Regions from separate parts of the Homo sapiens genome. Here region 1 is linked to region 2. The links are chromatin loops, found by intact Hi-C in ENCODE. Cell type or tissue: CD4-positive, alpha-beta T cell. All regions are shown on one strand. Each heading gives the region's core, and the rest is flanking DNA. Links, peaks and the distances in the headings are about the cores only.

Region 1 (5,370 bases), core at 306-5,305, 260 kb before region 2:
ACAGTCTATGTGACGCTGACCTGCGCCTTCCGCTATGGCCGGGAGGACCTGGATGTCCTGGGCCTGACCTTTCGCAAGGACCTGTTTGTGGCCAACGTACAGTCGTTCCCACCGGCCCCCGAGGACAAGAAGCCCCTGACGCGGCTGCAGGAACGCCTCATCAAGAAGCTGGGCGAGCACGCTTACCCTTTCACCTTTGAGGTCAGGAACTGCCATCCCTGGGGCCCCATTCCAGAAATGCCACCTCTAGGAAGCCCTCTGGGGTGGGCATAAGAGGGCGGTGAGGGTCAGCTGCTCCCTGCCACCCAGTTTCCCAGTGTATGCTGGGACCTGGGGCACTGTCACCTGTGTTACCTGGTAAGTGTCTCTTCTCCAGCCCCTGCTGGGGTTTGTCACCTGTACCTTTGGGCTACTCCTCAGACCCTTCTGAGGCCAGGTCATTGGTGGGAGAAAGGGGGTGCTAAGGGGCTTCAGAGAAAGAAAGAGCCCTTTCTGGACCCTGCATCACTGCAAGGGGTTTCCCGCTCAGATCAGCTCCCCACTTGCCCGGCAGCAACCCAGCTCGCAAGAGAGGGATGGCAAGTAGGTGATCTGTCTGCCCCACCACCTTTCAAATCAGAGACTTTAAGATGCTGGATTTCAAAATCTCAAGTTTCTTAGGCTCTCTGATTCTGAGATTCAGTGTGGTCTCTCCCTTTCTTGGAGGCTGAGAGAGTGGAGAGGGTCATGGAGTCACCTTTTCTACGTAGACATGTTAGCTCCCTATGGCTGCTGAAACAGATTGCCACAAACTCGGCAGCAATTAAAACAACACAGATGTATGAGCTTACAGCTCTGGAGGTCAGAAGTCCCAAAACAGGTCTCAGTGGGCTACCATGGAGGCGTGGCAGGGCTGGCTCCTCTGGAGGCCCTCGGGGAGCGTCCACCTTTTCCAGCATTGCTTTCCTTGGCTCACAGTGCCTTCCTCCATTGTCAAAGCCAGCAGTGGCCGTTGAGTCTTTTGTACATCCCATCACTGTGGCTCAGACATTTCTGCCCCCTGCTTCCACTTCTAAGGACTCTTGTGATTATACTAGGCCCACCAAAATCATCCAGGATACGGTCCCCATCTCAAGGCCTTAATTGGATCTGCAAAGTCACTTTTGTCATTAAGGTCCCAGGTTTGGGCGATTAGGGTGTGGACATCTTTGGGGAACATTATTCTGCCAACCACAGTAGACATCATAGAAAGATCTATTTAAACCATTGCTGCGAGGACTGGGCTGGGCCAAACCCTTTAGATAAAGAAAGCTCTTTATCTAAAGAGTTTTAGATGGGGCATGGCTTGGCATGGTCTGATGGGATAGACATGGCCTGTCCCCTGGGGCCCTTGGTCTGATGGGTGTATGGGAGTGTCTGGGCTGCAATACATGAGACAGGACAGTGGTGGATGTGACAGGTGGCTCGTTCTGTCCTCTTCTTGACAGATCCCTCCAAACCTTCCATGTTCTGTGACACTGCAGCCGGGGCCCGAAGACACGGGGAAGGTAGGTCACCCCAAGGGGACCATCTCTCTGGCTCCAGGAGTCTCATGTCCCCAGGTCCCTGGCTTTCTCCCTGGGAGGTGCTGGACACACAGGACCACTCTCCCTGTTGAACAGTCTTTGTGTCTAGGCTAAGCTGGTCCCACCTTGGACAACCAGTCTCTCTTCAGACAGGGCAGCAGGTACGGGGTCAGCCTCACTCTCCCATTCAGTGATGGGTCTGGAGGCTCTCCTGGGTGGCGTTGGCTGCAACAGGACCAAAGTGTTCTGAGGACCTACACCTGGCCTCATGTAACCCCTGGCAACCTGGAATCAAAGTGCGATCATCCCCATTTCACAGATGGGGAAACTGAGGGTTGGAGAGAAGTGACACCACTAGCTCCAGAGCTTTGAGCCCAGCTTCCTCATCTGCAAGATGGAGATAACAGCACGTGCCTCCTTGTCTTGTTAGAGGAATACCGGATAAGCCACCCAGGGCCGGGTGTGCACACAGTAGTAGGCGCCCCCAGTCTGCTCAGGTGCCTGTTGCTATTTCTGGGCAGCTGCCTGGATGAGGACGGCCACCCAGACTGAGGCAGGAATCCAAAGAGCAGAGCCCCGTTTGGGTGGTTCGAGATGTCCCATGTCAGATGGAGGAGGCAGCACAGCATTGGGGCTGAGCACAAGGGCGTTCCCCCGCTTCTTCCAGACCAAGGAAGGCTGGGCTGTGGGAGCTTGGTGTTCCTGTCCAGTGTCCTCGTTTGTAAAATGAGAGGTGGGCTGGCTGTGTACTGGGGACCCTGCTTCTCCAAGGCCCTGTGGTCAGTGACCCCTTCCCCACAGGCTTGCGGTGTGGACTATGAAGTCAAAGCCTTCTGCGCGGAGAATTTGGAGGAGAAGATCCACAAGCGGTGAGTAGGATGCCAGGGTGTGGGCCGCCTGCTGGGTGAGGGAGGGAGACAGGATGGGCAAAGTCCAAGAGGAGATAAGTAACAATACCTGGAAGTGTGTGAGGAGGGGCGCACATTCCAGCCTTGGAAGGGCACTCTGGAAGCTGGGAGGTCACGGAGGGCTTCCTTGGGGAGGTGGCTTCGACTGCCTGGGTTCAGGCTGCAGCATCTTCTCCTTTGCACCATTGTGGCAGCTTCCTCCCTCATCTCCCTGCCTCTCATTTCATCCCCTCCAGACTGCATGTCTTTTTAATTTGTTTTGGAAAAACCCTAAATTCAGATTGTGTTAAACAGTGAGCAGGCTGTTTCCTGACCATTCTCATTTTCCAGTTTTCCTCCTGGGAGGCGTTCAGCAGGAGTGGAGTGTGTGTCAATGGCAGCTTCTAAGTGAGGAGGAAGTGGAGATAGTGAACCCATCCAGGGGAGAGTGACAGGGAGGTCGGCCCACATCTAAGAGATGGGAAGCGTTCTCTGGAGAAGAACAGCCCGGGCAGACAGAGAGCCCAGGCTGGCAGCCAGAAACAGCTGGCCCGGATGTCTCATGCCTGCCCCTCCTGGGTCGGGCTGTGCTCTGTCTGCCTCCTGGAATAGCTGGTGGGCCCTCGACGCTGATGTGCCTGCATCCAGAGGCACTGGTCCCAGAGGAGGTTGGCTGAGGGCACAGCAGCCTTTTTAGGGCGTGGGCTGAGTTTGCCACCTGGTGGCTATAGGGTGTATTGCATGCATTTGCATCTGCAGCCCTGGCAGCTGTGTGTGAGGAGATGGGACTTTTCTCCCTTGCTTCTCTGTCTCCCTTTTCCTCTTAAGACCTGAGACCAGGGAAGAGGAAGGGTGCTGTGGGATGTGGGAGGAGGCTTGGTAAGCACAAGAAAGAGGAGGTGACATCGAGAGCCACCCCTCTCACCCTACCACCAATGGGACATTTAAAATCCACACCAAGGAGTTACTAATAATAATGATATAGAAGCTATCATTTATCAAGGGCTGATTAGGTGCCAGACACCATTTACAGTGCTGGGCTGTATGAACTAATTTAATCCTCACAGCAGCTCTAAGAAGTACGTCCTTGCTGGGCGTGGTGGCTCACACCTGTAATCCCAGAGCTCTGGAAGGCCGAAGGCAGGCATATTACTTGAGGCCAGGAGTTCCAGACCAGCCTGGCCAACATGGTGAAACCCCATCTCTATTGAAAATACAAAAATTAGGCAGGTGTGGTGGCATATGCCTGTAACCCCAGCTACTCAGAAGGCCGAGGCAGGAGAATTGCTTGAAGCTGGGAGGCAGAGGTTGTAGTGAGCTGAGATTGCGCCACTGCACTCCAGCCTGGGCAACAGAGTGAGACTCCATCTCAAAATAAATAAATTAATAAAAATTTAAAAAGGAGAAAAAGAGGTAGGTCCTTCTGTCATCACCCTTTACAGATTAGGGAACAGAGGCAGAGAGAGGTTAATGTACCCAGGGCCACATAGTTAGTAAGAGGAGAGCTGGGAGTTTGACCCTGGCTCCCTGGTTACAGGCAATGGAGGCAGCTTATCTGAGCAACGGAGATGCCGGCATTCCCAGCATGCCACAGAGACGGCCTCACCAAGTCCCCCTCCCTCACCAGATCCTCATTTGCTCCCTGATCCCCTGTAATCTTCATGGAGCCAGTCTCATCCATGGGCCTTCTCCCCTCCCTGGGCTTGTCCCCTTCACTGGCTTGCATCCCCCTGACTGAATCCACGCCTCCTCCCTGAACCCCAACGCCTCCCCAAGCCCCATTTCTTCTTGAGACCGCTGTCCCCTCTGCATAGTTTTACATAATAGATATCTGGCAGTTGTTTATTATATGGCAGGCACAGTCATAGGTGCTGAGAGTACAGCTGTGAACACCTTAGACACAAATTTCTGTCCTTAAAGAACTTACACAAATAGTGTCCTATGTCACCAAAATAGATGACAGAGGGACACTATTTGTGTATGGTGACATAGGGAGTCAGGAAGTGACAATGTTACCTATTTGGTGACATAGGGAAGCAGGAGGTGAAAAATGTAGTCCCTGTTTCAGCATCCTGCTGGGTACCAGGACCAAATGAAGTGCAGCCACAGGGCACTTCTGGGACAGAACAGGGGAGGATGGAATGGAGCCAGATGGTGACAGACCCCTATGCTGATCTCTGCAGTTTGGCTGGATTCTAAGGTGATGGAGAGCCATGCCAGTCTCTTGAGCAGGAGAATGATGTGAGGCTCGCAAGGAGAGGGGATGAAGGCAGGTGACCCTGGTCCTCTTTCACTCCGCCCATCTCCATTAGGAATTCTGTGCGTCTGGTCATCCGGAAGGTTCAGTATGCCCCAGAGAGGCCTGGCCCCCAGCCCACAGCCGAGACCACCAGGCAGTTCCTCATGTCGGACAAGCCCTTGCACCTAGAAGCCTCTCTGGATAAGGAGGTAGGAGGCTCGGACTTGGCAGGGGGTGGGGGCTGCTCCACCAGGGCCTGGGCCTCAGATCCCAGCTCTCTCCTGGCCTGCAAGGATGCCTCAGGTAGGAGCTTCTATCCCCAGCCCAAGGACCACAGGGGTCAGGGAATCTGAGACCTCTCATGGGGGATTTGGAGAAGCCTCTTGGGCCTAAAGGAGTGGCAAAGGGGGCATGAACTTGAGAGATGTGATGGACTTCCGAAGTGAGGAGCAGACCTTCCTGAAGGTCCTGGACATCTCCCCCACACCTCCACCAGCTGCCTGCCTCAGGCCGAGTGCTGAAGGTCAACCAGCATTGCAGAGGGGGCACGGTGGGGGGCCGTGACCTTCCTGCCAAACACTGAGCGTCAGGGCGACAAGCCCTGCAGAAGGAAGGGCCTCCCCTCAAACTCTGAATCAAACCCAGCTGACTGCTGTGAGCTTAGGCTGGCCCCTCCTCAAGGTGTGGGCACCCCCTCTCT
Region 2 (5,370 bases), core at 312-5,311:
GTCACTCCCACAAATCTATGAGGGCCTTGCAGACCATAAACCAGTCTACAAATCTCTGGCAAGTTTGGGCAGGAAGAATCAGAGGGCCAATCAGATTCCCTCCGTTATGCACGTGAATTGAGCAGGATGGGGAGAAACTACTAGTTTCTACAAAGGAGCCCAGAGGAACGAACTATGGAGTTGAAATGGAGCCATGAGCAGTCACATGTAAGAAAAAGTTGTGCTAGAACAGAGATTCTGAGGAAACAGAAGCTTAAGACAGAGAGGAGAGAGGGAAAGAATCCACCTATGAGTAGTTGGAAGATGGGCAGATAGCAACAGAGACCCATTGACAAAGAGATGGAGGAGAAGCTAGCCCCAAGTGGCCTGTGTTCCTTCCAATGTGCAGGTTCCAGTTCCAGTCCCCATAGTTGGCTCCTTCCCCAACCCACTTGGTTGGGCTCAAGTGGTTTGCTGTTCTTTGCAACAGAATAAATCCAAATAAAGCCTATTCCCATTTTGCAGATGAGAAAACTAAGGCTGTGAGGGAAAATGACTTCTTCTTGGGATCCACCCCTGCCCCCCATCTCCCAGTCCCTTTTAGGTTCCTACTTGGGAGACTTGACATTCACGCAGAAAGTCCCCACAGTGGCTAAGGATCAAGTTTTAGGGCTTGATGAGAGAGCAGGGAAGGGGTTCACAGGACCCAGGCAGGAAGGATGAGGGCCAGACCTGAGCAGAGGGGGTGAGAATGAAAGTTGTCCCTGAGTGGGTCCTAGATCTAAACAGGACCCAATAATCTTGGAGCCTCATGACTTCCTAGTAAAGTCAATGCCATCATCTCCATCGTACAGCTGGGAAAACTGAGGTTCGAAGAGGCTAAGTCACCTTCCTAAGGCCACATAGCAAGTAAGAGACAAAGCTGAGGCTTCCCCTCTGGTCTCAGACTCCAAGTGCAGGCCCTTCCTGCTGCTGTAGCTGCCCATCTTTTCTGGAAAATCAACTTCACTCAGAGAAGAGCTCTCATCCTGCCTTGCTGTGGAATGGCTGTGGCCTTGGCCCAGTCCAGTTGCCTCCCTCCCTGGGTCTTAGCTGAGTGGGGAGGAGGGTCCACTAGATGTCTGAGGTCTGCCTGCCTGCTCTTCTAGTGGGTTCCAGTCTCTCCACAGCTGGGCACCATCCAGGCTACTCCCCATCCTACCTCCTCTCTCTAATAATTAATCTCCAGCCAACAGTCCCAGCTGCAGTGCTTTCATCATCCAATTACCGGAGTTGCTGGCACAATAAATCTTGGTCATACAAATGCAGGCAAATCTGCAGCTATTTTCATGGCCATTACTGTGCATAGGACATTGGGACTCAGGTCATTTGCCTTTCTGACATGGAGTCCTGCCCCCCACTCCCTATCTTCACCATCTTCTTTCATTTTTCAGTGGCAGCTGCCTCCCTCCCCCATCATCTCCCAAGCACCTGCTCCTCCCTTCCCCTCTCCCATCTTTATAAAGGCTGTAGGCCAAAGATCAGAAGACTGTGTGACCTCAGCCAAGTCAATTCTCTGACCTTCAATTTCTTCACCTATAAGACAGAAAAAGCATGATTGACCTTATAGGGTTTTGTGAAAACTAAATAACCCAAGTGCAGTATACATCTCACTGGTGGTAGGTATGACCTACTTCAGTGGTCTTTGCTATTTTTTAATAGGTATGTATATAATTTAATGTATATTAGGAAAGATAAATCAAACCAGTGATTTCATGAATATTATTCCTTAGGAGACCATGAATTAGGTATTTTCATAAAATATGCTAAAGAAAATTATTAAGAATCCATGGATTTAGCAAAAATCATGGAGGAGGCACATGCATGAGAGAAACTTGAGAAACGTTGACATAATGACTGCGTGCTGCTTGCCTTTATCACTATTTGCTCTGTTCTCCACTTTCCCTCAGTTTCTGCAGAGGGATGTGTGGTGCCCTACAGAAGAAGGGGACTCATTGTGTTCTGAGAGGCTAACTTGCTCTAGTTCAGGGCCCTTCATTCATGTGAGAACCACCTCCCTCCCCTTGGGGCCTGTCCCATGCAGGCCCTGTGCTGGGTGCTCGGAACACAGAGCTCAAACGACAGCCCTGCGTTCAGGAAACTCCCAGGAACTCTCCTCTGAATCTGGCAAGGGAGCTGTCACTACCTTTACCTGACAGGACGTATAGCAGGACTTTCCTTGAGTTCTGGATTTGTGGAATTGCAGTGAAGGCCCAAAGCTGAGGACAAGAGGCTCTAAGACCACACTCTGTAAAGAGAGACATGAAGGAGCGTACACGTGCACACACACACAAAGAGAGGACATAGGAGGGAAGGGGGGAGAAGTTGGGGTGGCCTTGTGAACACTGCGGTGTTTGTGCTGAGAGTCACTGCCATGATGGGGAATGGAGAATGTGCCCAAGCCCTGCATAGAAGCTGGGCGTGCCTGCCAGAAAGGGAGCCTCACCCTGGCATCTGGGCAGAAAGTTTGCTGTGCCGAGAACTCACAGGCCCACCCTGGGACTGCCACTGAGCAGCACAGAGGTAAAGGGGTATCCAGTGGCGGGAAGCCTGCTGAGAGGGTCTGGTCCATCCAGCAGAGCCTGAAGGGAACATGGTGAGTACTGCAGGAAGAATGCACAGGACTCTCTCCCAGTGTTTCCTGGCTGTAGGCAGGCATGGAAGATCATAGGAGTTTCCATGGCTCCATACAAAGAAGCACACAGATTAAAATAGGGGAAGGATCCACAGGGCTGTTCAGATGGCCTCAGACCAGGTAAGTCTGACCCCACCTAAACAAGAGGTTGGGCCCTGGGCCTCTGATGGGAGTCCAAGGAAAACTCGGCTGCCCATCTCTGAGTGAGGCTTGGCAACAGCAGGCACAGAGGAGAAACTGAACATCGTGCCAGGAAAGTCATGCCCACCAACTCCCAGCTAACAATAGGTCAGCAGAATTCACCAGCCTTGGAACCAGAAGCAGATCTCATGCTCACACGCACACACACATAGAACTTCCTCCTCTGTAAAGCCACCATCCCTCTTGGACATCAATTTCCCCTTGGGACAAAAGAGTTATAAAACTGCCTCAGGGCAGTTTTGAAAATCCAGGCAGAGACTGCTGTTCTGCCACCAACCATAGGCATTACTGCTTAAAATTCCAGGGTGCTTGTGGCCTGCAGGGAGTTGGGGGAGATTGCCACCTGGTGGTCAATGTTGGCAATGCCATGGAGCTTGCAGCAGAGTCGGGGACTGGGAGTCCTCAGGCTCAGAGCCAGGCCTGACTATCTGTATGACCTTGAGCAAGTCACTTCCACTCTTGGAGACTGTTTTCTCAACTAAAATGGGGAATAATGTTGCCAGCCTTGCAGAACCATAGTGAAGATTAAACCTACTGCACTACTGTGCCTGTCTTGAGCAGGGCCTCAATAAAGTTTTGATCCACCTGGGTCTTGTTCCCGCAGGATATGAGCAAGGGTCAGCTCCAGGAGACAGAGGGGGAGGTGAGCCACGCTCATAGAGATCCCCAGCTCCCCAGGTTTCTTTCACTGCCTGCCACCCAGGACCGTCTTTCTGTGTGTGTGGAACTGTTCTTAACCTAAACCTGGACAGCTCTTTGGATTCCAGATGTTCAGAACCGTGAAATGCTGACTCTAGAGTCTGGATCAGGAGAGCTCATTCCAGGCCTAGTTCTGTCACTAACTTGCTGTATAGCTTTAGTCAAGTCACCTGGTTAATATCTAAGCTTTGGTTTCCTCTTTTGTACAAAGCAGGTAATGATTCCTGCTCTGCCTTTCGGCTCTGCATTGTGCTATAACTCACTTCCTTACCCTCAACTCTTGAAGGAAAGTCTGTTACGTGCACATGCTTGCACCTGGTGCTTTGGGGAAAGAGGCAGCAAGGGCAGCATCAGAGCCTGGAGCAAAACAACTCAGTCACAGTCACAAGAATGCAATAGCAGCAGGAATTAAGAGTGAGAGGTGATCAGAATATAAGCTCCCAGGAACTCTCAGGCTCTTGGGAAAGACTCTATGCTTCGCCCAGAATATAGGATGATGACCTGCAAAATCTTTTTTTTTTTTTTTCTTGAGATGGAATCTCACTGTGTTGCCCAGGCTGGAGTGCAGTGGCGTGATCTCAGCTGCCTGCAGCCTCTGCCCTCCGAGTTCAAGCAATTCTCCTGCCTCAGCCTCCCAAGTAGCTGGGATTATAGGCACCCGCCACCACGCCTGGCTAATTTTTTGTATTTTTAGTAGAGAGGGGTTTCACCATCTTAGCCAGGCTGGTCTTGAACTCCTGACGTCATGATCCACCCGCCTCAGCTTCCCAAAGTGCTGGGATTACAGGCGTGAGCCACCGCACCCGGCCGATGACTTGCAACATCTTAAGAAACTGAGGGAAAGTGTGATTCCAGAAGGGTGGAGGAGCAGACAATCTGAGGACTTCCATATTACCCAGATCTCTGACTCACTAGAGGGACTGTTCTGGGATTTGTGGGACTGTTCGCTGGGAGCCTCACTCCCACATGGGAAGGACTGACTACGGTATTATTATCCATACCTATCCACCTGAAGTTGTTTCCAAGCCTTGGACAGAGCTGTGCAGGGCCCATGGTCTCCTCTGACTACTCCTTACAGATACCTCAGATTTTAGACTTTTGTCTTGCTAGCCCCAGGCAGTCTTACAGATAACATGTCCTAATCAAATTCAGACCCAATCTCATTTGGTAAAAGAGACCAAAATGATGAGTTCTCAACTCTGTACCCAATTCAGGTGACCCTCTCAGGCTTGGGGACAAACCTACTTGCCACTCGCCACTTACCCACAACTGCCCACCCTATCATTTTCACTTACATACACACTAATTCAACAAGCTCTGTGGGGCCCATACTCTCTGCCAGACCCTAGGCTGGGCACTGGGAACACAGAAAGGATCAGATGTGGTCCTTGTCCTTGAGGAGCTCACAGTCTAGAAAAGGAGCCATATATAGCAACAGAACATTCCACACAGAATGGGCAGTGCAACGTTAGAAGGGGCACAGTGGAAGGCCAGAAGTGGGGCCTACCTGATCTGGGGTTAGGGCAGGCTCCCCCGTGAATGGCACATTTAAGCTAGATCCTGAGAGGAAAAGGAGGAATTCTATCAAAGAAGGAGAAAGAGCATTTCAGACAAAGCAAGGTGTACACAGAGGCATAAATACTGTGACCTGTTCAGGAACATTGGGCTGTGTATGGAGGACTGTTGTGGAGATGGGGTAGAGAGATCAGGCCCTGAACACCCACATAAAGTCTTCATCCTTCTGGCGAAGGAGCCATTATGTGGGAGAATGGATTGGAGGGTGGCAGGGAGCTGGAGGAGCAGTGAGGACTTGCTTG

What was found. Hi-C counts contacts between places; a loop is a spot of excess contacts. Peaks named below come from ENCODE experiments on the same cell type or tissue, not always from the same donor. Only the 100,000 strongest peaks of a DNase experiment are listed, where the experiment ranks them.
Region 1: a loop joins it to region 2, with 4 times the contacts of the local background. A loop is called at or near these places in 7 of 110 quality-filtered maps.

Annotation. Positions count from the first base shown.
Region 1 is chr11:75,278,118-75,283,487 of GRCh38, reverse strand. ARRB1 (arrestin beta 1) reads left to right here. Exons shown (of 16, transcript NM_004041.5): 5 at 5-201; 6 at 1,467-1,526; 7 at 2,346-2,413; 8 at 4,744-4,879. Among named protein-coding and RNA genes, the nearest start is that of TPBGL, 40 kb to the right of the region's middle. RefSeq lists enhancers at 2,652-3,527, 5,110-5,370. In CD4-positive, alpha-beta T cell, for the core only: CTCF peaks have their summits at 2,929 and 3,128 (motif pointing left); a DNase peak (open chromatin) is centred at 3,137; H3K27ac peaks cover 567 bases.
Region 2 is chr11:75,020,903-75,026,272 of GRCh38, reverse strand. No RefSeq gene overlaps it. Among named protein-coding and RNA genes, the nearest start is that of NEU3, 35 kb to the right of the region's middle. In CD4-positive, alpha-beta T cell, for the core only: CTCF peaks have their summits at 2,980 and 3,180 (motif pointing left); a DNase peak (open chromatin) is centred at 3,202.